Linked DNA regions of Mus musculus: region 2 is linked to region 1. The links are chromatin loops, found by intact Hi-C in ENCODE. Cell type or tissue: heart. All regions are shown on one strand. Each heading gives the region's core, and the rest is flanking DNA. Links, peaks and the distances in the headings are about the cores only.

What was found. Hi-C counts contacts between places; a loop is a spot of excess contacts. Peaks named below come from ENCODE experiments on the same cell type or tissue, not always from the same donor. Only the 100,000 strongest peaks of a DNase experiment are listed, where the experiment ranks them.
Region 2: a loop joins it to region 1, with 8 times the contacts of the local background. A loop is called at or near these places in 4 of 42 quality-filtered maps.

Annotation. Positions count from the first base shown.
Region 1 is chr8:118,441,960-118,444,768 of GRCm38, forward strand. The region is part of intron 1 of Cdh13 (cadherin 13); the gene reads left to right. Among named protein-coding and RNA genes, the nearest start is that of Gm24035, 17 kb to the left of the region's middle. In heart, for the core only: a CTCF peak has its summit at 1,606; a DNase peak (open chromatin) is centred at 1,582.
Region 2 is chr8:118,332,413-118,335,221 of GRCm38, forward strand. The region is part of intron 1 of Cdh13 (cadherin 13); the gene reads left to right. It overlaps Gm51555 (a long non-coding RNA gene), which reads right to left and starts at 1,457. Exons shown (of 3, transcript XR_003947471.1): 1 at 1-1,457. In heart, for the core only: no CTCF peak of the experiment used is centred there; no DNase peak of the experiment used is centred there.

The sequences.
Region 1 (2,809 bases), core at 236-2,735:
CCGAGGCAGCAGCGAGTGCCCTTAAGTCGGAGCATTTGCTGGATTGGGTGGCCAGGCTTTGCTGGGTGGCAGTACGACTACCTCCTTGCTAGAAGCCCCTTAGATTACCCAGACAGGAAAAGGGAGATAAGTGTAACAAAAAAATGCTTCCTACCATTCACCAGCATTGTGAAGACGGAAACAAACAAACAGCTGCACTTGTGTTCTAGAAAATACTTTCTTCTTTTCTATTCCTTTTCCTTTCCCCTGGGGCATCTAGGAATGAAGATCCTTTCAAATTCTCCCCCTCACCCCCAGAGGCAAGCTCTTCAGGAAACTGGTGAACCATTGAGTTGCTTCTAGGTCTGGTCCAAGCCACGTGCAACACATTTGGTTCATTCAGAAAATACTCTTGCAAGTTGTATTGTCTCGGGGGCTTAATTTCTCTTTGACTGAGTGGAACAGTGCTGTTGTGACATCTTTGCAAACAACTTGTAAATTCGAAGCCTGTTCGGCGCCATGTCTCAGAACTCCAAAGCAGTTATGGTATTTTATCTAAGCCGTAGAATAATTCAAACCAATTTTTCCTGACTCTAGTTTCTTCCAAGTTGATCGCTCTGCCTGCGTCTTTTCTCGTAGAGAGTGGAAACCCACTCCTCTCAGCCCGCATCGACACAAAAGCAATCTGTTTCCGAAAGATTTAGGACTTAAAAAATAATAGCTACAGAGTGCTCCATGCCGTCTCCTCTACAGTAGAGTTCTCATCCCATTCCACAGAGAAGCCAGGGATGGTCTCAGAGTACAGAAACTCAGCCCCTGTCTTTCCTTGGTGATCTGTTGGTGTCTGATTGCAATGTCCATTTGCCTGGCTCACACACTCTGTAGCCAGCTAAGACAGCAGCAGGCTGGGTCCTGTGGTTACCAAATCCAGGTCTAGGCACAGAATAATTTTTTTTATAAAACATTTCAATGTATTACTATTTACTTTGTGCATTTAGCATGTGTGTGTATGTGTGTGTGTGCATGCATAAATGTGTATATAAATGTATGTATGTATGTGTATGTATATATATGTATGTATGTGTGTGTATATATATGTGTGTGTATGTATATATATATATATTGCTCAAAAGACATATATAAAATATATATATATATATATATATATATATATATTGCTCAAAAGACAGTTTTCAGGAGTTGGTTCTTCTATCACATGTCTTAGGGTGGGATCCTAGTTCTCCAAGCTTTGTGACAGTGCCTTTACGTGTTGAGCCATTTCTCTGGGTCTAACAGTTTAAAAAACAAACAAACAAACAAACAAACAAACAAAAATGCTCTTGAGCTCTGGGATGCAGAATCTGAGAAAGATGCAAAAGGTTTTGCCCTCCTGGTGTTAACTCACAGTGGCTTTATCTGTCTGGTGTGCCATGTGTCCTTTTCCTGGTCCTCCCAGCCTCCCAGAGAAAGAGGTAAGCACACCCCACACCCCCCTTTTACAGTGGAAGCCCAGGTTCCAGGACGGAAGAGAGGCATACCCAGTGTAATTCAACTAATAGATGAATGCCCTCAATCATCTGAATGGAGAGAGAGGCAGGGTTCATCAGCACTGTAGTCTCTACTGCCCTCTGTGGCCCGGTGGAGGGAGTGTGTGGAATCTATTCCATTTCCTGGTCAACTCTCTTTGTTTTTGGTTTTGAGACAGGGTTTTGCTCTGTCGCCCAGGCTGGCCTCAAACTTCTAATGATCCTCCTGCCTCCCCCACTCCCTGCCAGGTGCTGAGATTGTAGGTCTATTCTACCATGCCCTGCTCTTGGCTGATCTCTTGATTTTAGGATGGGAACTCTTGAGTAACTGTGATGGTTTGTATATGCTTGGCCCAGGGAGTGGCACCATTAGGAGGTATGCCCTTGTTGGAATAGGTAAGGCCTTGTTGGAGTAGGTGTGGCCTTGTTGGAGTAGGTGTGGCCTTGTTGGAGTAGGTGTGGCCTTGTTGGAATAGGTGTGGCCTTGTTGGAATAGGTGTGGCCTTGTTGGAGTAGGTGTGGCCTTATTGGAATAGGTGTGGCCTTGTTGGAGTAGGTGTGTCACTGTGGGTATGGGCTTTAAGACCCTCAGCCTAGCTGCTGAGAAGTCAGTCTTCCACTAGCAGCCTTTAGGTGAAGATGGAAAACTATCAGCTCTGCCTGCACCATGTCTGCCTGGATGCTGCCATGCTCCCGCCTTGATGATAATGGACTGAACCTCTGAACCTCTAAGCCAGCTCCAGTGAAATGTCGTCCTTATAAGAGTTGCCTTGGTCATGGTGTCTGTTCACAGCAGTAAAACCCTCTTAGACAATAACCCATACATTTAGTAGTTCATGGAGCAACAGGATAGGTTTTCTGTTCCAGGCTGCATACTCTGGGAGCTATGCTCTCAGTGTGGGAGACTGATAAGCCATCTTCCGGTGGAAATGCACCTTTCCCCGGGTTGATCCTTCTTATGAATTTTCTTTCCATCCTTTGATCTTTAGGTCCACTTAGGATTCTTGGGCTGATACAAATTCTGAACTTGTGCTTTAGATGTTTGATAACGGGCTGTATTAGGACAGACTCTGCCTTTGCGGCTGAGAGGTCTCCTGGAGCTTCCCTGCTGAGACACGTATTTAGTCACCATTATATGAGGCTGGAGGGGATCCAGCAGCAGGCTGGGGAAAGGGGGAAAGCTGGGGTGTATGGCACCCTCTCCTTCCACGGGTAACAGAAGCATGCCAGGTTTCTGACATGGCTGTGTCTGCATGTGCTGGGGGCCATCTACCCCAAGAGGCTGAATGCGGATCTTTTTCTTT
Region 2 (2,809 bases), core at 122-2,621, 110 kb before region 1:
TTTGCGCTTTCTGGTGGTGGCAGATATTACATTAGGTGCCCATCAGGAACTGTCACAGAGAGGCATTTGTTTTCTCTGTTGATAAAGGCATGTGCTTTGTATTCTTTTGTAGAACCAACAGATCTATAATGTATGTTCTTTTCACTCTCCTATCTTCCCTTCTCTTATTAAGTTTATGGTAGGGAGTCGGATGGGGAATGTCTGTCCTGCTGTCTGTCCCTTCCTAAAGGCAGTCTATATACAAGGCAGTGGAAGAGGGGAGGGACGAGGGCATGGAGAGTGAAGGTCAGAGCGAACAGATCCTGAGGAGTTATAGACTCATGTCTTTTGGGGGAAATGGTCCAATAACAGGGACAATACCTGGGTTTAGACAGTGGCAAATGCCCATGTGACAGGTCTTTAAGGCCCTGTTCTAGAGCTCAGAACAAAAGGTGACTCATGTATATATTCCTGAAAATGATGCCACCTGGGCCACATATGAGCATCTCAGGGGATCATTTTCTTAGATAAGTACAGCCCCTCTGTCATATCCGGGAGAGAAAAATGTGTGGGGAGCCACTATCCAGTACTGGCTGTCTTGGACTGTTTGCCAGGAGTCTGAACCTATAGTCAGTTTTAGCAACTGATGTCTGCTGTGTGACACAGACGAAGCCATTGGGTTGCATGGACTGACTGCATGTTCACCGTGATGGTTTAACAAATACGCAATGAAGTTGTGGTTCGGGGAGTTATTTCCCGATAGCTCTTTAAAAAATGTGAACACTAGGTAGATTCTATCTTGAGTCTATATTGATTCTGCAGAATGAAAGTACCTACAAGAGCTCTTGACTCTTTGTCTAAATGATTGAGTTCTTTGGCATGGGAAGATAAGGTCCAGAAGACAGAACACTAGGTGGATTATCCTCTTCAGAACCAACCTGCAGGCATATCAGCGGCCACTCAGAGCCCAAACCTTAGCTCTGGCCTAAGTATGCTTAGGTTCTTAGGTTCCTAGGTTCCTAGGTATGCTCTCCTGGGTGTGGCTTCCTCTTCTAAGTTGAGGAAGGTAAAAATTGGAGAGTAATTACCACACTCTTAAAGGAGTAATGCTTAAAATTTGCTTGGAAATGATTTTCAATGACTGTTCAGGCTTAATGCAATGCTCTGAGATGGGGCACCTAGATCCTAGGTAGACACACAGCTTACAGTGACAGCTGGGATGCTCCCTACCGAGCCACACATGAGTTATCATGTTTCCACGTGTGACTCCAAGTGGAGTCTCCCACAGTAAGGTCAGCTGTGGGGAAATGATCCAACCAAGGGGGTAAGTGCTCCAGTGTTATTGGAGACACATTTTGGTTTACAAACTTAGCAAACACGGAGTGGATTATAAATGAGATCCCACGCCCTCTTCTGGTGTGTCTGAAAACAGCTACAATGTACTTACATATATAATAAATAAATTTAAAAAAAAAAACAATAAATAAGAGCTCAAAGGCTGGGCTGTCACAGGCCAAAGCCCTGGCAGGGTCTATGTCTGATGAGATCTGCATCCATATACCTGACTGTCTCTGATCCCCTCATCTTGGGGAGTAGGAAGTGGGCTCTATGGAACCTCTGCCATTGGAACTTTAGACACATTCTTGGGGGCTCTGTTCTCATGATCTAACTACTTCCAACAGCCTCTTCCTCCTAATATGAATGGTTTTGATTTAACGTACAGATATTCTCTCTCTCTCTCTCTCTCTCTCTCTCTCTCTCTCTCATATTTGTATTCATGTTGCAGGTCCATGTATACATTCACATGTGTGTGCTTGTATGTGGAGGTCAGAGGATCATTTCTCAGTAGGTGCCCACCTTTCCTTTTGAGACAGTTTCTTGCTAGAATGTGTAGTTCTCAGACTAGGCTAGGCTGGCTGCCCAGTGAGCTCCTGACATCCCCCTATATCTGCCTCCCCCACACTGGAATTAAAACACCATGTCACCATGCCTCTTTTGTTTGTTATGTGGGTCCTGGGGTTCAGACTCGGGTTCTCATGATTATGTGGTAAGCACTTGACTAAGCCGTCTCCCCAGAGTCCTCAATTAGGGGGAGATACAGATATTGAAAACATAACACAGATCATATAAAAACATTTATGTAGCAAAAAATGACCAGTTGATCAACAACCCTCAGCTGTCAACAGAGACATTCATTGAGCTCAGGTGAGTATGTTGGTACATAAGACCTCTCAGTCTATGAAGCCAGTGGGTATCCTAGAACATTTATTTTTGTGGGCGCTCTCTGCCTGGCATTCTTTGCTTTTCATTAATCCTTGGCTCCCAGGAAGAGGTTCAACCAAGTGTAGAAAGTTCTACCATGCCTAGGGTCCCATCTCAGAGGTTTTAAAACAGAACCTCTATCTTAAAGAGACCATCTGGTGAGTGTGTGTGTGTGTGTATGTGTGAGTATGTCTGTCTGAGAGTGAGTGTGTGAGAGTGAGTGTGTATGTGTGAGTGTGTGTGTGTATATATTCATCATACTTAGTGATGGATTTCACAAAGATACTTTCATTCGACTGTATCACACCCTTACACCACATTCACGCCCCACACCCTCTGCGTCCCCCTCCCTCCTGCTAGTTTGCTACCTTTCTTCAAATGACCCTACTTCTCCCTCATATACATGAGTGGCTTTCAGGGGTACCTGTTGGGAATGGCTCCACCCACCCCATGGCGCCCTCTTGTGGTTATGTCAAGATGAGTCGGCACAGAGCACCGAGAGAGTCAAGGTGGAAAGAATGGGTGGAGTTTCCCTTCCCTGTTGTATGCACTGAATGGGAACTAATCC